Linked DNA regions of Homo sapiens: region 2 is linked to region 1. Evidence: chromatin loops called from intact Hi-C (ENCODE). Cell type or tissue: PC-3. All regions are shown on one strand. Each heading gives the region's core, and the rest is flanking DNA. Links, peaks and the distances in the headings are about the cores only. Region 1 holds the start of OR2A14 (olfactory receptor family 2 subfamily A member 14). Region 2 overlaps OR2A5 (olfactory receptor family 2 subfamily A member 5).

Evidence for each region. A loop is a pair of places that touch in the nucleus more often than their neighbours do. Peaks named below come from ENCODE experiments on the same cell type or tissue, not always from the same donor. Only the 100,000 strongest peaks of a DNase experiment are listed, where the experiment ranks them.
Region 2: a loop joins it to region 1, with 5 times the contacts of the local background. A loop is called at or near these places in 2 of 110 quality-filtered maps.

The regions. Positions count from the first base shown.
Region 1 is chr7:144,122,469-144,135,023 of GRCh38, reverse strand. It overlaps OR2A14 (olfactory receptor family 2 subfamily A member 14), which reads right to left and starts at 11,848. Exons shown (of 2, transcript NM_001001659.3): 1 at 11,760-11,848; 2 at 3,836-5,945. The coding sequence starts at 5,911. The coding sequence ends at 4,979. In PC-3, for the core only: a CTCF peak has its summit at 7,104 (motif pointing right); a DNase peak (open chromatin) is centred at 7,113.
Region 2 is chr7:144,053,155-144,065,709 of GRCh38, reverse strand. OR2A5 (olfactory receptor family 2 subfamily A member 5) reads right to left here. Exons shown (of 2, transcript NM_012365.2): 2 at 6,865-12,555. Among named protein-coding and RNA genes, the nearest start is that of OR2A25, 10 kb to the left of the region's middle. In PC-3, for the core only: no CTCF peak of the experiment used is centred there; a DNase peak (open chromatin) is centred at 7,539; H3K27ac peaks cover 1,990 bases.

The DNA of each region.
Region 1 (12,555 bases), core at 2,366-10,365:
AGAATATCATATTAACCTATATTGGAAGCCATTTAAATTAATTAAAAGTAAATAATAAATTTGTCAGTTTTGATTTCTATTATAACATCAACAAATATACTTACATAAATGAAATATCTTCAGACCCTCAGTAATTTTTAAGAATTTAAAAGTGTTCTGAGACCAAAGAGCTAGAGAATTATTGCGCTAAATTATGGATCACCAATCTAGCAAGGACTAGAGCTGGAAACAAATGATCTTTATTTAATACCAAAAGTGTATTCACCATTCACGTTCTATTGCAGTTGCAACAAATTAACAAAAACTTAATGGCTTAAAACAGCACATATCTATTATCTCACAGTTTCCATTGATCAGAAGTCCTGGTGGTCAGCTGGATTCTCTTTAAAACAAAATCAAGATTTTAGCTTGGTCTGCAATTCTCATCTGAGACTTGAGATCCTCTTTCAAGTTTAATGGTTGTTGGAAAAATTAGATTCCTTGTGGTTGTAGGGTTGAAATCTCTGTCCATTTGTCACTGCTGTTTTCTGTCCTCTGGGATCTGGGATGGCCTGAGCTGCCTGCTGCCACTCTGGTGCCTACATGGGACCACCTCCGTGTTTAAATCAGCAATGTTTGTTGAGTGCTTCACACACTTCAAATCTCTCTGACTTCCTCCTCTGTTACTAGGTGAAAAAAATTCCCAGCCTTTAGAAGACTCACCTGATTGTTACCATGGTAACCTTCACATTTTAGGACCCATTGATCTACAAAGCCCCTTCACAGCAGAACCTAGATTAGTGTTTGATTAAATAACAAAAGTCTAAGGGGGGCCATTTAGAGAATTCTGCCTATCCCATAAAGCCATTTCATCTTAACCACTGAGCATTGTTTTCATTTTTTGATCCTATATTTTTTCCTTGAACACATGCTGTTCTATCAATGCTATCTTTATTATAGGCCTCAAGCTATTGCTTCAGATTTCCCACCCAAAATAACATGGCCCTGAATCCAAATTCCAAAGGGAAAAATTTCCATTTCTGTGTCTTACTCTAAGTGATATGATTAGAGTATTTTAAAGTTTTATATGAGTTTATATAAATTTAACTGAGTTAACCCTTTCTTGTACAGTTCACTCACCAGGCACTTGGCTTAGGCTCTTTTACCAGAATGATCACACTTTTCAGAGTATCTATATTTAGAAAAGCATTTATATAACAGATACAGCAATAGTGTCAGCATAAATATGTCTAATATCTGTGAGTCACTGTGGGGTAGGGAAAGACCTAAGAAAACAGCTAATCCATCCTATAAAGTCGTGACATACACATACATTTTCATGTTTTCGCACTAATCTGATTACCGGCTTCCCCCTTTATTTGCACCCTGTGATAACCTTATACAGAACAATTTAGCGTAGATATTAGCTGATGGTTAGTTATATTAAGTTCTTCTACAGGCCATCCTTTTCCATTGGTATCAGGAAGTTTTAACCTGATTTTGCAATATATTTCATCATCAGTTTCAATATTAACACGAGTTATTTACATAAAATAGTTGAATATTACCAACAATGCCAATGTTATACCATACTGCAGTGTGATCATGGTATAAGCAGTTTCATTCCAGAACAAATCAGTAAGAATTAGAGAAGTATTTACTATCCCTTTCTAACAGCTGTGGCCCATGCTCGTACACCATATTATTACTGACAAGTATCGTTACAATTAGCCATGATTTGGTTATTTCCGGGTTCCAACTCTGTTGGGGACAAATTCAGTTACCCTATCTAGGTTTAAAAGCTTTCCACTGAAACTAGTTTCTATTGTGTGCTGCTATATAGCGGGACCCACCTCTGTCCTCAGGTGAGGGCACGGTGTTTTCAGAATAGTTCCCAGAACTCCTAATTGTACTACAGGTTATATCTTACTCAGATCTACTCTTGGGATGAAGGCAGTCATAGTCCATCAGTGAAAATTATCAGTGCCTCAGAGAACTTCGATAAGTTATAAGGTCTACAAGGTTCCCTTCAGTGATCCCCTTGTGCCTATTCAAGTAGAATGGAAGGCCATTGCCCCAGGGCTGCTTTTGCTTCTGTCTGCATCACAACAGCCAATAGGGACAGTGCACAGTGGCTCACGCCTGTAATCCCTGCACTTTGGGAGGCTGAGGCGGGTGGATCAATTTAGTTCAGGAGTTTGAGACTAGCCTCGGCAACATGGTGAAACCCCGCCTCTACTAAAAATATAAAAATTAGCTGAGCATGGTGGTGCTTGCCTGTAGTCCCATCTGCTTGGGAGGCTGAGGCAGGAGAATTACTTGAACCTGTGAGGCAGAGGTTGCAGTGAGCCAACTTCACACCACTGTAGTCCAGCCTTGATGGGTGACAGAGCAACCCTGTCTCAACAAACAAACAAACAACACACACACACACAAACAAACCAAACCAAAACAAACAAACAAAAAAACCAACCAACCAACCAACCGACAAGCAACAAAAAAATCAGCCAATAAGTCCTGTTGGGTCAGGGCACAAACCCCTCCTCTAACACTGAGTCCTAGCAGTATCCTGCGTTATTTGCTGAGTCTGCATGACCCATTCCACCTGAACTTCATTACGTTTCTATGTTGAGTTCACTCCTTTGCCTTCCTCATGGAAGAGAATTCCCTCTTTTTTGCTTATTCTAGTTAACATTTCTCCCCCTCTTAAAGTGAATTCAGCTTGTCCCAGGATGCCTAGGTAGGCATCTATTTCCCCTAAAAGCTTTTCTTATCTTGTGGGACAGTCACCATTCTTTTTGTTGTCAAATCAAATGTCACAGAGAATTCTATCAGTGAAATATTTTGTCATAATGGATGGTAGACACTGAGAGGAAAATCGTATGCTATTGTGCGAGGGCTAGAAATGGGCAGGTTGATTTTAAAATTGGCTGAGGAGCACCAAGAAAAAAAAATGGAAACAATAATACATTAGTATACAACACTTTACATTTCAGGAATAAAAAGGAAGCAAGATAGGTTAATACTTTCTGAGATTAGTGAAAGTAAGATAACTTGTGCTCTGAATATCAGAGTAGTGTTCAGCTTTAGAAATCCCTGCCGTATCAGTCTAGTGATTCCCTTCTTTACATAGTAAAGATTTCTACAGCATAAGATCTCCAGGCCGGGCTCAGTGGCTCACGCTTGTAATCCTAGCACTTTGGGAGGCTGGGGCGGGCAGATCATGAGGTCGGGAGATGGAGACCATCTCGGCCAACATGGTGAAACCCCGTCTCTAGTAAAAATACAAAAATTAGCTGGGTGTGGTGGTGGGCACCTGTAATCCCAGCTATTCGGGAGGCTGAGGCAGGAGAATCACTTGAACCTGGGAGGCAGAGGTTGCAGTGAGCCAAGATCGTGCCACTGCACTCCAGCCTGGTGACAGAGCAAGACTCCATCCTAAAAAGAACTCTAACATATCCTGAGGTTTTGATATTAGTAATTTTTCCTTCTATGTTCTCTTCCAGGCAAAATTATTATCAGCTATCAGCTTAGGGTTAAGAGTTACATTTCTGGGTATTCCAGGCTAAGATGAGAGTGGCTCTCTCAAAATATAATTAAAACTAGGACTTTTTCAATATCAAGATATAAGATGCTTTTAATAAAATGGTTGCTAAATATAAAAGAAAACAATTAAAAATCTACGATCTTGTTAAATCCACTCTTAAAAATTAATCTGTACAAGATATCTCTGTGCTTGTTTTCACTGGACTGCTGTGCTCCAATTAGAATGTTGAGTTGCAAACTTTTATCCTAAGATCTCAGGCTCAAATTAGTGATGGAGTATGAGGAGCCTGCTCTTAATTCCTGTGTGATGGAGAAACCATGAATATTTACAGTCCACTGGCTATTGAGTCATGGCATATTTTAGAAAGTGTCAAAGGAGGAAAAGTCTCACTCTCAAGTAAGTACAATGTGATCACAGGAATTTGACTGCAAGACATGTCTAATCACATGCTCCCTGAGGCCCCACCCAGTGAGGGTCTCTAAAGTGGGATCAGCTGGAACTATGCTAGTTTTAAGATCTAGAACAAGGGTTCACAAACTACTGTCCCTGGGCACCATTCCAGCAGCCACCTGTTTTTACAAATAAAGTTTTATTGGAACACGGGCACACCCATTTGTTTACACATTGTCTATGGCTGCTTTTGTCAGAGTTGAGTTGTTTTGACGCAGAAGATGGCCCTCAAAGCCTTAAGCATTAACCTGTGTATCTTCACAGGAAGTGTCACTAATTATTGATCTTGAGGATGTGTACTATGCTCCTGTTAACTCAATGTGACTTGGCTACTATTGGCACAAACTCTGCTAGTATCGACCATTTCCAATATTAGAAATAGATTTCCAATAACCTCAATGATAAATAAGCCATTAAAAATTTCAGACATCTTAGTGGGTATATAATAGTATCTCATGGTGGTTTTAATTTACAATTCCTTGCTTACTAATGGTGGAAAGCAGCATTTGTATGTTTATCAGCCCCTTGTATTTTCTGTAAGAGTATATGTTCACATGTTTTGCTAATTTTATAAAATTTGGTTGTTTATATTTTTTATTGCTGATTTAAAGGAGTTCTTTCTATGTACTGTATGAACAATAGTTCCATTTCTGGGTACATGTAGTTTCCATACGATCACTTGGTTTGTGGCTTGCATTTCTTCTTTCTTAATGGTGACTTTGATGAGCACAATGATTAATGTGAAGAGGTCCTATATTTATCGAACTTAAAAATTTTATATCTAGGGACTTTTGTGTCTTCTTTATGAATTTATGCCTATCCAGTATTATAAATGCATTTACCTATCTTTTCTAAAAGATTTGTGTCTTCAGTTTATATGTATAGGTCTATAGTATTCCAGTTTAAGGTAGCATTTATTCTAGCAGAAGACAAAAAAAAAAAGCCAACTTCTATATTTTGCAGGGAGCAAGGCTCCCTCCCCATGGTTCCCTTTGAGATGTCTCACGTCAGCCTCTCCTTCCTCAGTGCCCTCCTCAGGGCGCCCTTGACCTCTGCATTCCTTAGGCTATATATCAGGGGGTTCAGCATTGGATTGAAAAGGCTGTAAAACAGGGAAAGAACTTTCTGCTGCTCCTCAGGATGGCGGGACTTGGGGGCCATGTACGTGACAATGGCGCTGCCAAAGAAGAGTCCCACCACGCAAAGGTGGGAGGAGCAGGTGGAGAAGGCCTTTCTGCGGCCCTCCCCAGACTGGATCCTCAAGATGGCGGCCAGGATGCGCAAGTAGGAGACCAGCACCAGGCAGAGTGGCCCCACCAGGATGAACACGCAGGCTGCAAAGATGACCACCTGGTTGAGCCAGGTGTCAGCACAGGCCAACTTGAGGACAGACAGGATTTCACAGAAGAAGTGGTTGATTTCATGAGGCCCGCAGAAGGGCAGGCTCAGGATGAGAACTAAAGGGACCAGAGCCAGGAGGAAGCTGAACACCCAGGAAGCCACAGCCAGGACAGTGCACACTCTCCAGCTCATGAGGCTATTGTAACGTAAGGGGTGGCAGATGTCCGCATAGCGATCATAGGACATCACCACCAAAATCAGACACTCTACGTGAGCAAAAGCCAAATACAAGAATGTCTGCATTATGCATGGAAAAAAGGAGATGGTGCTTTCCTGGTTCATAAGATTCGTCAGCATCTTGGGGACATAGTTGGAAGCATAGGATATGTCAACAATGGCCAGGTGTGAGAGGAAGAAGTACATGGGTGTGTGAAGCTTACAGTCCAGGCAGATAATCCCAAAGATGACCCCATTCCCCAGCAGGGTGAGTGTATAGAAGGCAGAGAAAAGTCCACAGAGGAGAATCTCCAGTGCTGGACCAACCTGGAATCGCGGCAAGGTGATGTCTGTGATCCATGTCTTGTTGCCTTCCATGCTCTTGTGGACATCTAGGACAGGAAGGTCAGAGCTGTGGGCCAGTCAAAGATGCACAGAGGGAGCACTTAGAAATTATAACTTTGAATGAATTTTCTAGAATTTATTCTCAGATATGTTGCCAAAACTAACCAAGTGTGCTCATAAAAATGAGAAAAAATCGCATTGTATCAATGGAATAATAAGAATACATACATGTATATGTGTATATATATTTGTGTGTGTATGTGTACATGTATATAACATTTAATAAAATATAACAAAACAGGATCTATTATAATATACCCTACATAAGGGGATACACACGCACATGTGTTATTTTGAAGAACTCAAGTATCCTTGCTTCCCTTTCAGTGTGAAATCTTGATTTTTACGTAGTTTGAGAAGAGAGGACCTTGACAAATGTTGCATTATGAGGTGGTTTCACTTGCTCATCCTGCTTCCTTCTCAGTCTGAGATGTGCAGGGACGGGGACCCTCTGTTTGCCATGGGCTTGCTCACTGTCCCTCACCTCCTCACAGGCTTTTCTACCCACTTATTTCAGATTTGAAATCACTTTTAAATAGCTTTCAATTTTGTAGTTTCTTTAAAGCTTTCTGAGATAAGACGCTCCTTTTCAGAAGCTGGCCAGTACTCCCTAGCAGCAACTTTAGGTGCCTCTTTTCCATATCTGGTGTTTGTAGTTTTATTTTGAGAGTTTTCCTTACTTCTTCATCAGCATCTGTTATTGTAAATTAGGCATGAGTGAAATAATTCTTGGCTACATACAATGAATACATGTATATATCTTTAAAATAACTAAGCATGGTGACATTTCTGAGGTCTTTTAAATAAGAAATTCAAAAGAAAAACCAATTTACATTAAGTGGTTACATTTAAAGATGATCGCTGTATCGTAATTGTATTTTATTGGACTCTTTTCTCGATTATAACTTAATATGTTGACATCTCTCAGAGCTTATCTTACTTTCCAGTGTGACAGAGTCTTTTGTCATCAATATATTCCCAGCTATGGCAACTGGGGTTGCTGTCGGTTCCCCTAACTGTATTCTTCTCCATCACCTGTGATCATGCCAGCAGCCCTGTTGCTGTTCAGATGGAATCTGAGCATGTGATGGGGATGGGATCAGGTGCAGCCCCAGCTGGTGAGCTCTTTCTAAGGAGCTCTTCCTGGAGGGTCTGGGTCTATCCAGCCAGCAGGGGGCGACCAAGGGCCATGAACAGGACGGATGGCCTCATCAGGTGGAGAAACCATGTGACCTGGTGCTGTTCTGTTAACACTTCACATTTATTCCAGAAACAGCCTGAGGACTATCTTTATTTTCAAATCAGGCTAAAGGTTCAAATCCAACAGGATACTTTTAAAAAAACAATTTTGATGTCTTTTATTTTAGTAAATACGTAGATCCTCAAATTTATATATTAAAATAGGGTATTGTACAGAGTATTTAAACATTACAATTTTTCACTTAATATAATACTTTTCCTGTATCGAAATTATATTTTATGGACATTATTTTAAAGGGGCACAATATTCTGTCACAATTTACTGAATTTCTTACTGTTTGAATTTTTGTTTATTTCTTATTTTTATTGGCATTGAGATACATTTCTCTTAAACTTAAGATTTGCCTATATTCATAATTATTTATTAGAACATATTCTAAAAGTGAAATTGCAGATGCTAAATATACAGACATTTCTAAGGTTTTTATCCCTATTTTAACTTCCATCTAGAAAATCTGACCAATTGCAATTCCCTCCCACAGTGTGTAAGAATCATGTCTCTTTGCCACATAGTCAGTACTAGGCATTACCAATTACAATCTCTGTTACTTTCATAAGCAAACAATGTTCTGTAACTTATATTTGTATTTTGTATATCCCTTAACGAATGATCCTTGAGTGCATGATCTGTTTCAGCCACTGTTCTAAGCTTTAGAGGCCCAGCTGTGGATGATGTAAACACATTCTGAAAGGGAGGCAGATTATAAAGAAGTAATATTAAGGTGATGTGCTTCTCTTCCACACCTCACATTTCTATTTAGGGAAGGAAACCTCTATGCCCCTGGATAAAATTGTTTTAGAGTATACCTGCCTCTCTCTTTCCCCTAATTTATATGATTTGTGAAACAGGAAAGAGAAACTGAGGGTGACCTTTCTCTGTTCTCTGTTTCACCTGCATGCATTTCTATCTGCTTGGGATTAAGGTATCAGGAGCATGTTCAGTCCCATTTGGAGGTGGGGAAGGGGTGTCAGCTAATGGTTGTGATTTTAATTTGGAGAGAAACTTTGTTGAAAATATAAACCATGCTTTTCAACAGACTTTATTAATAAAATACCTTTTTGAATTATATCCGATTCTTTCATGTATTATTCAACTCATTTTTTCCAGACTTGGAACAGAGAGAGGGCATGATTCATTACCACTGTAAAAGACCAGGAGTAAACAAGTAAAGATAATTGCTGGCCATGAAAAGAACAATGAAGGAAATAATCTAGGTAAAATAATAGAAAGCTACTTGATTTGAGGGGGGTCTCCTTTAGATGGGATGGTTGGAAAAGGTCTCTCTTAAGAGGAGACAGGTGAGTGGAACCTAAACCATGAAGGCCACAACCCTGCCCAGAGCCAAAAGAGGATCATTCTCTACACAGAGAACAGTAATGGAACAGTAAACGCAAAGTCTCTGAACAAGATGCACTTGGTGAGTTCTGGGAAGAGAAAGAAAGAAACACAATGTACCTGAACCATAGTGAGCAGGAGATTGTACTTATTCTTTGTAACCTTGTTTATATTTTTAACAATCTGAAATTGACATAAAAAATTCATCAGTTTAGCTGATATACTTTTGACTTTATAATAATTGATTTACTTTTAGATTCATGAAAGCAGAATACAGTTAAAAGATATGTATGTACAGAACTTCCAATGAGCACATATTTGAAATAGGAAACTGTTTAATTTTCTGCACAATATAATTTTAATGCCAGAATGGTAGTTGTCAATTTTTGGACACAGCAAATGTTGTGTTAATGTCCCAATGAATCAAGCTGAAAAGGAGAAGCCTTTTATCCCTGAGACCTCCAAGCACATGGATATTTTGCATATTTTTAGTCCCTCCTGGCTCCCATCTGTGGTGTACACATCTGTGCTCCTACTGTTCCAAGGCCCAGTGACCTAGGTAGCAGGCATTTGGATGCTTTAGGAGTAAAAAAAAAATCCAGTCATTACCAAATAAATACAATTGTTTGGTTAATCTAAATTCATAATTAAGCAAATCTGGGTTTATAGTTTTATTTGTAATTTTTGTAAAGTAAGGAATTTCGGGGAAAAAAACCCCAGCAGCCTAGAATAAACTATTTCTAAAGAGCAGGAATAAAGAAAGAAACAAATAGAATTCTTAGTGAAAGTGAAATTTAATCAGACGTGAACTACATCCAAACTGTATAAAACTCTGGTTATCAACTGTGCTTTTAACAGTTGTGTACAAGAGGCCACAAGGAGAAAAGTCTATAATGGTGGCTACCTACACACAAAAATTGTCCATCTGTTCAATTGTGAAGTTAAGTAAACAAATATACAGTATAAGAGGAAAATAGTTTTTTTCCTTTTATTTATTGGCATCCTTTTGTATTTTGGATTTCACAGTTCAAGTAGTCAGACTTTTCTTTTAGAAAAGCCTGTGGAAGTTCAATAAAGAATCAGATATCTGAAAGGAAGATTTATTTAGGCATCCACTCCAGTTACACATTACAGAACAATCTTCAGTGGATGGAGTAAGGGAAAAAACTGCATGGATACATTTTTCTGTTCTTAAAGAGCAAAGCAAATTTAGCAGTGACAGAAAAAAATATGGTCTCTGAATAAGAATGAAAGCAACAGGAGTAACAGTCTTGGCCAGAACACTATTCCAGTCTTGATTCTGAGCAATGAACATGACGCATTTGAGTCACGTATTCTAAGGCTCATTATTGTCAAATGTAAAATGTTGACCACAGATACCAAAAGGACTGATGTGAAGAAGAAATACCATCGCACTGGTACATTATAGGAATTTAATAAATGTCAGCTGTTACTAATGATATTAAAGAGATCGTAAAATTGAGGGAAGTATTAAAGCATAGGAATTGGAAATCCAGTGCAATCATCATGGTGTTGCAAACACTTTCACGTTTATCTTGCTTTTCTTTTTGGCTGTTTTTGAGTTTAAATATAAGACACACATTTTGCTTTGATTTCCTAATATAAATGTTCCTATATTTTGATTTTTAAAATTAAAAAGCAATTTAAAGAAATGGAAGACTCCTTTGAAGTAACCACACTCCCTTACTGAAGAAAAAAAAATACAGGCTGTAATAGTAAGAGGTCAATCCCACCATGCTAAATATCCCAATGATAGAGAGAGGATTAATTTTTTGGAAAGAAAAGGGGGGCGTATTTAGGGTGTTTAGCACTGACACAAAAGAAAAGTTTCTATTGAAAATTGTCTTAGAATGGGAGCCCTGGGGCCTCCAGCAGTGGGGTTGTAAGGCAGCACTGATTTGTCAAATCTTTGCAATTACTCAGAAATAACTTGCCATCTCCAATAATATACTTTGACACTGAGCTTAGTCCTAGGGAGCAGCCTAGTTTTTTTTTTTTTTTTTTTTGAGACGGAGTTTCGCTCTTGTTGCCCAGGCTGGAGTGCAATGGTGAGATCTCGGCTCACCGCAACCTCCGCCTCCCAGGTTCAAGCAATTCTCCTGCCTCAGCTCCCCAAGTAGCTGGGATTACAGGCATGCACCACCATGCCTGGCTAATTTTGTATTTTTATTAGAGATGGGGTTTCTCCGTGTTGGTCAGGCTGGTTTCAAACTCCTGACCTCAGGTGATCTGCCTGCCTTGGCCTCCCAAAGTGTTGGGATTACAGGCGTGAGCCACTGCACCCGGCCGCAGCCTAGTGTTAAAAACAAATGAACAAGCATGGATTCCTGAGCCCTGCAGCCTGGGTTCAGATCCTGGCTTTGCTGCATACTAGCTTTATGACTTCTCTGTGCCTCTTCATGCCTCAGTTTCCCAATCTACAAAATGGGGTAATAAATTCTGTCTCATAACATAGTTGTGAGGATTAAATGCATTAACTCACATAAGAACTTAGGTTTTTTAGATATATAATTAGGGATATGAGAACCATCGTTAAGGAGAATGTCTGGATCCAGTCATCATAAGGAGACATGTTCTGTGCTCAATGGTTCCTCTGCTAAAATCAGAAAAAAAAAAGAGAACCTGTACCCTGACAGGCACTGGCTTTTCCCTGTGAGTGAATGGTGCCTGTATCCAGAACAACTGAGAAGGGGATCTTGTCTGGTGACACAACGCTTCTGAGAATGTGCAGGACTAGGCAGTTAGCAGAGGGGCAAGGAGGATACATCCCTGGGTAAGCAAACCACTTACAAACTCTACTTCAGTTTTTAAAATTAGCATTATTTGTAAAAAAGAGTCACCTGAGCCGCATAGCCCCTGACAATCATTGGAGCCCTTTAGCCAGATCATACCCTATAGGGATGGTTATCTGATCCTCTTCTATGGCACAGTGATGACAAAGCCAGGAGCTGCCACAGGGTAATGAGGGGATATGGATGGAGGGGCCGAGAAGGTCAGAGGTACATGGCCATATCCTGGGATAGACGGTGGCCCCTAGAGGTCCCCTCAGGACCCTAGCTATAAATACAGACTTAGAAGCAGAAGGAGACCACATAGCACGGGCATTTCATCGCTACTATCTGGAGCCAGTGATTTCATTCACTGCCCCTTTCCCATTTCCATCTGTAAACCCTTTCTCAAGGCAAATACACCACATTTACTTACAGTACAATAATCTGTGGTCTTTTCTTCTAACATACCCTTGGGCTTGCTAGGAACCTCAAAGACAGGAAAGGCAGAATGGATAGACTGGGATTGATTCTCCTCGCTAATGAGGCCTTCTTGGGAGGTGAAGCCCAGATACAAAGCTCTCCTGAACTTTATGATACAATTAGTTGTGTAAGCCAGGCTTTTTCTACCATCATTTGACTAGACACTCACTCCCTGCAGAGAAAAATAATAATTGAGAGAACAGAACCCAGTGGTAATACTTCTAATCATATCTCTCCAGAGACAATTAAAGATATTTGCTACTTTCCTATTAGCAGGCAAACCAGTGAAGGCATTGCCCATGTTTATTCATTTTGTTCTTTCAGCATTCCCATGGGATGTGTTATGTGTGTTTACTTGGGATTGGACAGGGACAGGATTTCTGTTAAAAGACAAGACTCTTGCACAGAAGATTTAAAAACCAAGATCATGTCTTAAATTAATTTCTTTCAATACTTATTCTATCAATCTTAAAATTGTTCCACTCTCTAATTCCTAGTTTCCCTAGAGGAGAGCCAATGATCTCTTGGTCTCTGCTGGTTAGAGGTCCCTGAATTCTGTTAAAGCATCACTTCAGAAAAATAGCTTTCTCTCAATGGAGAAAACGTCATTGTAAAATAACTACTGCAAATTTCTCACAAATATTATTGACTTGGTAGTTCAGGTATACTTCATCTTCTTCCTTGAATTTCTTCAGTGTGCCTTCCATCTCAAGCATTTCTTAGCCACATATTTATTTCCTTATTGTGGG
Region 2 (12,555 bases), core at 2,806-10,805, 70 kb after region 1:
ATATACACATCTTTTCCCCTTTTTTTCTGATCAGTCTATTTTATTAGTATTTTTTGAAAAAGGAACTAAGATTCTATTTTAATAATGTTTATCATTCTTTATTTTTCCAATAACGTTTGCTCTTATATAAATTATATACTATTTTTATTTTAATTTTTGGTCATTGTATATTTCTGAGTTGAATATTTAACTTATTATAAATCTTACTTTTAAAATAAATGTAATTTTAGCTGTAAATTTATTTTCCCCCACCATTTTAGCCATACATTTTAAGTCTGACATTTAGAACTTTCATTATGGTTGATTTCATCTTCAAAGGACAAATTATGAAGAAGTGCATTTTTAGGTTTCCAAATATTTTTGTTACATTTCTGTTGTTAATTTTACATTTATTATCACCTGTGGTAAGAGAATGAATCCTTGTGATACTGATTCTTTGAAAATATGAGGGGTTTTTTTGTTTTGTATATATTCACTTTTTGCAATTGTTATATTGACTTTAATGTATATGCTTTATTTTAGGGAATGTAGGAATCTTTATATATCTGTTTGATCAAGCATGTAAATTTTTTGTAGTTTTTATTTCCAATTTTTGTCAGGATTATCTATTATTTTCTGAGAGCATTTTTCTAATTCCCCCACTAAGAAGTTGAGTTGGTAATCTTTTCAGTGTAATTCTATTTTTTTTCCTATTTCTACATTAAGGTTATATTGTTGTATATACATATTTATGATTGTTACATATTCTTGATAGAGTTTTACCTCTATTATTATGGAGTACTCTTCATACCAATTAGTGCATTTGCCTGATATAAACATGAGTGCAAACATCCAGCTTGTATTTATATTGCCGCATCAACTTATTAAATATTTGCATAGGCTGTGTTCTTCATTCTCATATTCCCAGACTTTCTTTGTGATTGTGTTTTAGCTAGTCTTACAAATAATATATAACTGTATTTTATGGGCTTAAAAATATGAAATACAATACAATATGAAAATGGGAAAATATAATCAATTTTCTCTCAGTGTAAATATTGAGATATTTGGGCTTTCTATTATTTGTGTTTTGTGTTTAGCATCCTGTTACTTAGCTTTTATATTTGTTCTCTCCCTCTGCTAGTTTAATAAAGAGGTGGTATAAGATTGTCAACCCTGGCTCCCACTTTTTTGGCTCATCATCATTTTGCCTTTGCTTGGCAGTCAATTCCTAAATTTCTTTGGCATGTTCATTCAGCATGCAAGTAATGCATACACCAAACTATAATAACTAGATTGCTTTGCAACACACCAGATAAAAAATATTTTATGTTAATGCTGTTTGTAAACTCCCATACATGGCCAGATTTTTTTTTATAATTACTTGAATAATTGTCCCGAATTTCTAAATGTTTTTCTAACTTGTTTTTGAACCAGCAGGAATCCACCAGGAAAACAAAGCACTCTGGTACTTCAACGGAGAATTTAGATAAATACGTGGTTAAATGAACATTGAAGAAGGAAAGCAGCAACAAAGAAGCTCTCAGACGAACAGACAGGACAGAGTCAGGAAAGAACAGAGGTTAGAGTGATTACAATTTACAGATTCAGAGGAGAGACGGTGTGGGAACTTCAACCTCTGAGGAGAAAGTGCCCCCCACAAACCCCACTAAAACTATGGCCCCAGGTTGGGAGTGATGAGGCTGACTCTGGGAACTGCCCAAGTGAAGAGTTGAGGTAACACCAAAAAGAGCAGCAAGCACACAGGTAGGAGGAGCAAGTTTCTTTTGCCCTCTCAACGCTCCCAGTTTCCTCTAGCGCCCCCTATTGGTAGAACCTAAATGGAAGTCATCCGGGCAAAAGGCAAAGGTAATTTGGGGACTTTCAGCTACCACTAAGCATAGAGTGGAAGGATGAGTTTGGAGCAGAAAGACAGTAACTTAGGAATTAGTACAGTATCCCCCTTTGGCAGCTTGGCATTTATAAACACACTTTTATATACATTTAAACATCTAAACAATAACAACTTTATGATTTAGTTAGGTATGATGCAACTAGCCTTTCCACATACTAAGATGTCGCTACCTTTTAATTGACACAAAATCCTAATATTCATTGTATCCACCTCTAGAGGACTCACAGTATGCACTTCTGGCTGATGTTATCATAGACCTTCTATACAGGAGGTGTTTTTCACCATCTACTAATTTCTGGATCATATCACTTTCTGAGGCAGCACTTTAATTTGCTCACTAAGATCATGCCTCTTTCACTCAAATTGCTCTTTGATTACCCGTTACCTTTTCAGTTCCACCAATGACAAAAACATCTCTTTTTAAAAACGAAAACTTTAAGAACCATTACCATGGGCACCACTTTTTTCCTCTTTTGTATTTACCGAATCCTTCTTCTAAGATATTAAGCTTTCTCGTAAGGAAGTGTCTCCCTTTGTCTAGCTTACTAATTTTCTTTTATATCATTTTATTTTTCCAGTGCTCCTATAATGGTACTCTAAAGCTGCTTTGAATTTTCAAACCACTTTAATTGCACTTTGAGTATCTAAGCAAACCTGATCTCCAGATACAGACAGAGCTTTCCAGGTACATGTTTTTAAAATTGCTTTCTTATTCTCTGGGTTTACGGTAATTTCTATTGGTCATTTCCTTCATTAAACAAAATAAGGGATATATCTTCTCGGGAGTTACTTTGACTCATTTTACATGTATATTAATAAAATATTCCATATTTTCCTGTGTAATCTATAATTTGGATATCTTACATTGAAGGGACAACTATGTCATTAAAAAATTCTGAGCCCTCAGTGATGGAGTAGGAGTGGAGCATTCTGAGCCTGTGAGCAAACTGTGTGAATTCAAGGTCAGTATCTCCATAGCTCACTCCAAGAATGCAGAATGGAATTTAGGCCAGCCAGTCTGGTGTTACCCACTGTGGTACCAGAAATTTAAAGGTGCAATGTCACCAGTGCATAAAGATACTCTAATGCCTTGAACTTTAAACTTCCCAACCTTTAAGATTTCTTAAACAACTAAAAACAAAACTATTATTCAATCCAGCAATCCCAATACTGGGTATCTACCTGAAAGAAAATAAATTAATGTATCAAAAAGATTACTGCATTCATGTTTGTCACAGCACTATTCACAATAGCAAAGATATGGTACCAACATGTAAATTGGTGCAGCAGAGAGTGGGACACTGCTATAAGGATACCCAAAAATGTGGAAGTGACTTTGGAATTGGGTAACAGGCAGAGGTTGCAACAGTTTGAATAGCTCAGAAGACAGAATAATGTGGGTGTTTTCATCGGTTCTTACACTGCTAATAAAAACATACCTGAGACTGGGTAATTTATAAAGGAAAGAGGTTTAATGGATCACAGTTCCACATGGCTGGGGAGGCCTCACAATCATGGCAGAAAGTGAAGGAAGAGCAAAGGCACATCTTACGTGGTGGCTGGCAAGAGAGCAAGAGAGTGTGCAGGGGAAACCCCCATGTATAAAACCATCAGATCTCCTGAGACTTACTCACTACCATGAGAACACTATGGGGGAAACTGCCCCATGATTCAATTATCTCCACCTGCCACCATTCTTGACATGTGGGGATTATTACAATTCAAGGTGAGACTTGGGTGGGGACACAGCCAAACCCTATTATTCTTCCCCAGCCCCTCCCAAATCTCATGTCTTCACATTTCAAAACCAATCATGCCTTTCCAACAGTCCCCCAAAGTCTTATTTCAGCATTAATTCAAAGGTCCACGGTCCAAAGTCTCATCTGAGACAAGGTAAATCCCTTCTGCCTATGAGCCTGTAAAATCAAAAGTGAGTTAGTTACTTCCTAGATACAATGGGGGTACAGGCATTGGGTAAATACAACCATTCCAAATGGGAGAAATTGGCCAAAACAAAGGGGCTACAAGCCCCATGCAAGTCCAAACTCTAGCAGGGTATCGGGGAATCTGCCCCTGATAGTCACGTAGGTTCTTTTCTATTTTCCCTAAGCATCAGCTGGGTTGAGAAATAAAGGGACAGAGTACAAAAGAGAGAAATTTTAAAGCTGGGCGTCTGGGGGAGACATCACATGTCGGTAGGTTCTGTGATGCCCCTTGAGCCGTAAAACCAGCAAGTTTTTATTAGTGATTTTCAAAAGAGGAGGGAGTGTATGAATAGGGTGTGGGTCATAGAGATCTCATGCTTTACAAGGTAATAGAATATCACAAGGCGAATGGAGGCAGGGCGAGATCACAGGACCACAGGACCAGGGCGAAATTAAAATTGCTAATGAAGTTTTGGGCATGCATTGTCATTGATAACATCTTATCAGGAGACAGGGTTTGAGAGCAGACAACCGGTCAGACCAAAATTTATTAGGCGGGAATCTCCTCATCCTAATAAGCCTGGGAGTGCTATGGGAGACTGGGGCTTATTTCTTCCCTACAGTTTTGACCATAGAAGATGGCCGCACCCAAGGGGGCCATTTTAGAGGCCTACCCTCAGGGACACATTCTCTTTCTCAGGGATGTTCCTTGCTGAGAAAAAGAATTCAGTGATATTTCTCCCATTTGCTTTTGAAAGAAGAGAAATATGGCTCTGTTCTGCCCGGCTCTCCGGTGGTCAGAGTTTAATGTTATCTCTGTTGTTCCCTGAACATTGCTGTTATCCTGTTCTTTTTTCAAGGTGCCCAGATTTCATATTGTTCAAACACACATGCTCTACAAGCAATTTTTGCAGTTAATGCAATCATCACAGGGTCCTGAGGCGACATACATCCTCCTCAGTTTACGAGATGACAGGATTAAGAGATTAAAGTAAAGACAGGCATAGGAAATCACAAGGGTATTGATTGGGTAAGTGATAAGTGTCCATGAAATCTTCACAATTTATGTTCAGAGATTGCAGTAAAGACAGGCATAAGAAATTACAAAATTATTAATTTTGGAGAACTAATAAATGTCCATGAAATCTTCACAATTTATGTTCTTTTGAGATGGCTTCAGCTGGTCCATCTGTTTGGTGTTCCTGACTTCCCACAACAGCAGGGCAGTCAAATCTTAAAGCTCTGAAATGATTTCCTTTGACTCTATGTCTCATATCCAGGTCACATTGATGCAAGGGGTGGGTTCCCATGGTCTCAGACAGCTCTGACCCTGTGGTTTTGCAGGGTACAGCCCCTCTCCTGGGTGCATTCATGTGCTGGCATTGAGTGTCTGTGGCTTTTCCAGGCACATGGTGCAAGCTCTCTGTGGATCTACCATTCTGGGTTCTGGAGGAACTTCAGTAGGCAGTGCCCCAATGAGGCCTCTGTATTAGGGCTTGAACCCCACATTTCCCTTCCACACTGCCTTAGCAGAGGTTCTCCATGAGGGATCTGCCCCTGCAGCACACCTCTGCCTGGACATCCAGGCATTTCCATACATCCTCTGAAATCTAGGTGGATGTTCTCAAACCTCAGTTCTTGACTTCTGTGCACCCACAGGCTCAACACTACATGTAAGCCACCAAAGCTTGGAGCTTATACCCTCTGAAGCAATAGCTTGAACTCTGTGTATGCCCCTTTTAGCCATGGTTGGGAAGTGGGACACCAAGTCCCAAGACTGAAGAAAGCAGCAAGGCCCTGGGCCTGGCCCAGGAAACTTTTTTTTTCTCCTAGGCCTCTGGGATTATGATGGGAGTGGCTGCCATTAAGACCTCTCACTGCCCTGGAGACATAATCCCCAAATGGTGATTAACATTTGGTTCCTTGTCACTTACGCAAATTTCTGCAGTGGGCTTGAATTTCTCACCAGAAAAATGGGTTTTCCTTTTCTATTGGATTGTCATACTGCAAATTTTCTGAACTTTTATGCTCTCTTTCCCTTTTAAACATAAGTTCCAATTCCAAACCATATCCTTGTGAATACATAAAACTGAATGCTTTTAACAGCACCCACATCACATCTTAAATGCTTTGCTGCTTAGAAATTTCTTCTGCCAGATACCCTAAATCATCACTCTCAAGTTCAGAGTTCCACAGATCTCTAGGGCAGGGGCAAAATGCCACCAGTCTCTTTGATAAAGCATAGCAAGAGTCACGTTTAGTCCAGTCCCCGACAAGTGCCTCATCTCTGACAGCTTGCACCTTGTGCCTGGGAAAGTCACAGACACCCAAAGCCTCCATGAAAACAGCTGAGTTGGAGGGCTGTACCCTGCAAAGCCACAGGGGCAGAGCTTCCTAAGGCCATGGGAGCCCATCTCTTGCATGAGCGTGACCTGGATGTGAGACATGGAGTCAAAGAAAATAATTTTGGAACTTTAAGGTTTAACGACTGCCATATTGGATTTTAGACTTGCATGGGACCTGTAGCCCCTTTGTTTTGGCCCATTTCTCCCATTTGGAATGAGTGTATTTACCCAATCCATGTACCTTCATTGTATCTAGGAAGTATTAATAACTAACTTGCTTTTGATTTTTATAGGCTCATAGGCAGAAGAAACTTGCCTTGTCTTAGATGAGGCTTTGGACTTGGACTTTTGGGTTAGTGCTAGAATAAGCTAAGACTTTGGGGGACTATTGGAAAGGCCAACTGGTTTTGAAATGTGAGGTCATGAGATTTGGAAGGAGCCAAGGGTGAAATGTTATGGTTTGGCTGTGTCCCCACCCAAGTCTCATCATGAATTGTAGTTCCTATAATCCCCTCTGTCGTGGGAGGGACCTGGTGGGAGGTAATTGAATCATGGGGGTGGTTACTCCCATGCTGCTGTTCTCATAATAGTGAGTGAATTCTTACGAGATCTGATTTTTATTTATTTTATGCTATTTTTTTATTTTTGAGACAGTCTGTCTCTCTCTGTCACCCAGGCTGGAGTGCAGTGGTGCAATCTCGGCTCACTGCAACCTCCGCCTCCTGGGTTCAAGCGATTCTTCTGCCTCAGCCTCCCAGGTAGCTGGGACTACAAGCACGTGCCACCATGCCCGGTAATTTTTGTATTTTAGAAGAGATGGGGTTTCACCATATTGGCCAGGCTTGTCTTGAACTCCTGATCTCGCGATCCACCCACCTCGGCCTCCCAAAGTGCTGGGATTACAGGTGTGAGTCACCATGCCAGGCTGATCTGATGGTTTTTTAAAAGGCTTTCCCTGCTTTGCTTGGCAGTTCTTCTGGCCACCGTGTGAAGAAGGATGTGTTTGCTTCCACTTCCGCCATGATTGTAAGTTTCCTGAGGCCTCCTCAGCCATGCTGAACTGTGAGTCAACTAAACCCTGTTTTAAAAATAAATTGCCCAGTCTCAGGTATGTCTTTATTAGCAGCATGAGAACAGACTAATACAACATGTGTCCATCAATAAATGAAAGTATAAAAAAAAGTATTATACATATGTAATGGAATACTATTCAGCCATTAAAAAACTATGAAATTATGTATTTTACAACAAGATGGATGAAACTAGAGATCATTATCTTAAGTGAAACAAGCCAGGCACAGAAAGACAAATATTGCATGTTCTCACTCATAAATGGGTGAAGATTATGGGAGTCAGGCAGCAGGTCGGGATAGCCGCTGAGCTGACCAGTGACTCATGTGGCTGTAATCACTAGGACAACAGCCTTGTATCTGGCTGAAAGGCTGGTGAAGCCACTGAGGAGTGGATGACAGACGTATTGCCTGCTACAACTGCAGCAGAGGTGGGGGGCTCAAAGATGGCAAATGTGATCTACTTTTGAATTTTTAACACACACTAAATTATAAATTTTTCTAATGCAATCTACAATTATTCAGCATTTTCACCTTTCTAGTCAAGTCAAGAGCTTTACCGTGATTTAATTATTCATTGGTATTATTTACATCAACCTGTTACAGCTGCTAAGAGCTTTTATTATTTCATATAAAAAGCTATTTTGTTTACATTCAACAATTATATTTACTATTATTCTTTATCAACTCGTATGCTTCGCATGTACCCTATATACTTTTATTCTGTTTTCATCTTTTTTTCTATCCAATATATTTATTAATAATTCTGTTGAAGACCTAAGGGAGGTAATTTTCCTTAGACTTTGTTTGAAAACATTTTCATTTTTCTCTTTTTCTTGAATTACAGTTTAACTGTGTGTGAAATTGTAGAGTAACAGTTTTCCTAATCCTTTTGAATATTCTCTTTTGGCATCTGTTTTGCTGAGGGGAAGTCCACTATTATTTGTTATTCTTTTGTAGCTATTCTTTTATTCTCTGAAGGTTTTATTATTTTCTTTTCCTCCTTAATGTTCTGTGCTTTCATTATGATATGTCTAGATATTAATTTATTTTTATTCATGTAGCTTGATACTCAGAGTATCTTTTGTTCTGAGAATTCATGTGTTTAGCCATCAGGAAAAAAATTTCAGCAATAATGTCCTATCCTATTTTCATCATTATTTTTACGTCCTTATAAAATAAATAGATATTATATCTGAGTCTAGATTCTATGTGCTTTTTATTCCATTTTCTTAAAAAATAGTCTCTGTTGCATTTTGGGAAAATTATGCATTCCATGTTCTATTTCACATTTTTTCCCATAATGTACTCCATCTAGAATTTATCCTGTTAGTTGAATTTTTTTCATATTTAAGAAGAGTTGGCCGGGCGCGGTGGCTCACGCCTGTAATCCCAGCACTTTGGGAGGCCGAGGTGGGTGGATCACGAGGTCAGCAGATCGAGACCATCCTGGCTAACACAGTGAAACCCCGTCTCTACTAAAAATGCAAAAAATTAGCCGGGCATGGTGGCAGACGCCTGTAGTCCCAGCTACTCGGGAGGCTGAGGCAGGAGAATGGCATGAAACCAGGAGGCAGAGCTTGCAGTGAACCGAGATTGTGCCACTGCACTCCAGCCTGGGCGACAGAGCGAGACTCCGTCTCAAAAAAAAAAAAAAAAAAAACAAGAGTTAGTCCTTATTTCAGGGAATGCGTGTTTTATTTCTAAGCTCTGTAATTGTTATCTTTTGGGATCCATCTGTTATTTTCTAATTATTTTCCGTCTTAATCCCTGGCCATCTAAAATAGTTAGCATATCTTTAAGAAATCTTTTATGCATTTAAACATAAACATAAATATTTATCAATTGTTCATTCCTGAACATGCACAAGGGACATCATCAGAAGTGAATTTATTTTCCAGTTGTTGATATTTTGGGCTGCTTCTCTTGGCAGCTTCTGAAAATAGATTTAAAAACCCAGTTCTCTCTCCATTTCTCTCTGTCTGTCTCTCTCCCTCCCTCTTCTCTCATCTAGAAGCTCAGGGGTTGTCTTGGCCCAGCTCTTTGGGCTTCCTATCCAGACCTGGATCTTACGTAAATGGTTTAGAATTATGTACCTATAGTGAGACTGAGTATATTGGGAATCCCAGCACCCAGAGTGGGTGTCTGGATTCCACATTTGGTTGCAGCGCAGGGCCTGGGTTCTCACAAGTCTTCAGCTAGCTACATAGGGAAGCAGTACAGCACAGTACATTTTTTGGTCTTCATTAGTAAGCAAAGGAAGTCAGTCCCTCCCACCCTCCTCCATACCTTATTTTCAAGGAAGGTGCTAAGCCTCAGTTCCCCATTATTGCATGAAGAACTTTAATATATTTAGTTCCTAAGAGCAAAGCTATCTCCACTCAGGCCAGCTTACAAACAGTCGGCTAACCCGTGGCTTCTGCATCACTCACACATCTGATTTTATGTTTTGTTTCTGATCCACAGAGATGTTTATCTTGCCTTGGGGGCTAATTTTGTCTTTTTCATTTCCTCTCCTTGTGGTTTAATCTGTCACTGCTCTGTGGGGTTTTTTGTTTGTTTGTTTGTTTGTTTTTTCAAAGATGGGGTCCCACTCTGTTGCCCAGGCTGGAATGCAGTAGCATGGTCATAGCTCACTGCAGCCTCAAACTACGGGGCTCAAGCGATCCTCCCACCTCAATCTCTTCAGTTTTTGGGATTACATGTGCAAGCCCCTGTGCCTGTGTTTAAGGCAAAAGTCATTGAGCCACTATCACTGAATATCAGGCTAATATTTTAAAATGTGAAACCATGTATATCTAGAAATAAAGTTGTGATGGCATTGTGGGAATAAAAGTATGAGAACCACAAGTATGAAGCTTATACAACAATTTTTTCCTACTTGAATATTTTCTTTTGATGACTCTGCTGAATCCTCGGAAGAACAAGACGGGATTTTGACAGAAAAAAGATTATCTTAGAATTACCATTTAAAAATCTTTAAATGACTGTAAGTTTGTTTAAAATCAGGTTAAACTCCGCCCCTCATTAAAAAGATGAAAAAGTTTATTATGAAATCTTAAATTTTCAAGATTGAAGAGACATTGGAAAGACTCTATTGCAAATGCCTGTTCAACGTATTTATATTTTACTCAACCTTTATGTTTCTATTTATAGTAAGGCTGCACAATAATTCACAAGACCTCATTGTTGCATAACTTATAATGTTCAAAAATATTTTCTCATATTGATGTTAATTCCACTTTTATGTAAACCTACTTTTTGATTCTAGGGTATTTTTCCCCACTTTGTGGAAGGCAATAAACAACTATGTTTGCCTCCTGCAAGATTCTCGATGGGACATATGAAGACAATTATCCTGTTTGCTTTATTCCTCCTTTTTTCCGGGCTATGGAAACACAGTCATTTCAAAAATTATTTATGGCTATGCACTCATTTATTTGCTCATCTATATATTTCTTTCCTAATATGATTAGTATCCAGGGCAATAGTAAGGCCAGGGAGACCAATATAAGGAGTTGGCTACTATGAGTGCCAAAATTTCAGCCAACTAACAAGGTGTCACCAGGGTGAGTTTCTATCTCTACATACAGAGACTGAGATTTCCTAGAGGAGCTATTCTAGATACACAGTTGATGAGAATTCTTAGTGTGTGGGTAGGAGAATGAACGTAACAAAGCTATGGACTAATTATTTTTGTATATATTTCCTATCTGGATGCTATCTCAAGAATCCTTTTCGAATTGAAGCTATATAGAGAATGTAAAATTTTATGTAGGATTCTTCTTACAGTTTTGTCTACTAGCAGGAACAATGAACACCATTTCATACCCAACCTCCTGTGTACTAACCTTCAACCTCCTTTGGTGGAGACCTTCCCCAATATCACCAACCAAATAAAAACAAAGACAGGCACAGAAAGTTGCAAACACAAAGAGCTGAGATTTTTTGAGAAACTTCCATTGTTCAGTAAGTATCATAATAATTTATGAATCATTAAAATAAAATTGGATTTTGTAGTTTTATAGTTGTTTAGTCATGAATTTTACCAGCTCTTAGTCTTACTATGTAATCATTTTTCATTTTCATTGTCCTTATATCCTTCTCACAAAAATACATCACTTCAAATCAGAGTCACATAAAGTCTTTCATTTAGCATTCATAAAAGTTATATAAGGCACCTAGCTGAAACCTTGTTAGCCACATCTGACCTAAAATAAAACTCAGGATTGAGGAGGCTATATTATTCCTAGAAGCAGACCTATTTAGCAAGTTGTAGCACAATTGAGATGTGAATCTAACATAGCAAGCATCTCAGCTTGCACCTGTGCTGGGTTCCCCCTTTCTCAGTCCTAGCAGCCTAGAGCACTGGTAAGGTAGGTCCATCACGGATCTGTACACAGGAGAGATGGGGACACTTCCTGGAAAAGCATTAATCACATCATAAAGGTAAAGAACACAGGTGGGTACACCTAATGATAGAAAGAAGACCAGAATCATAGGTAAGATGATCACTGAGAACAGCAGGGTGTCTCTCGTTCAGATTGTCCCTTTGGGGCAATGCCTTATGAGGCCATGTGATTTTGCAGACAGGCATTAGGAGGGAGTTACTATTGGAAAATGATGATGCTGCTAATGTGAGTGTTTCTACTCTTCCCAAAGGTGGTAATGAATCCTCCAAAGATGGGTTGGCTACAGGATGTATTCTTTCTGGTGTTAAGACTTTGGCTATAATACTGTAAACTCCGTTTTGTTCCAGACTCTGCCCCATCATGTGGATGTTGAGTCTAACCCCTGTTGAGCTAAAATTTGTAATGTTTTGGGCAGAAAGCTGCTAAGAAGCAGCTTGGGTTTGCAATCAGTACGATCCATAACACTCAGTTCTATTACTGGTTGCATAGTATAGGATAAGTTATTAAATCATTCTGAACTTTGTTTACTTATCTATTAAGTGGAGAAAATAATAGCGACTCCATTGTGATGTTTATGCAAGATAAACGGGGTAACATTTGTGAAGCAGTCAGTAGAACTTGCAGCCTAAAACAATGCAATTGTTTCTTTCACTTTCCCCCAGACCTTTAAAAACTGATTAATGTTGAAAATATGTATATATAAAGCGGTCATAACACCAACATTTAATTAGTTTGTTAAAATCCTACAACTCAAATATGGAAACAATTAATAGAAATTTTTCATATACTCAGGTATTTTCTGTAATGTATTCAATATATATATATATATAAAATTAGAGCCACTATTAAGACCTGCTAGAGAACATTTCTTTATAATTTATCTATATTTGTCACTTTCTGTAGAAATGT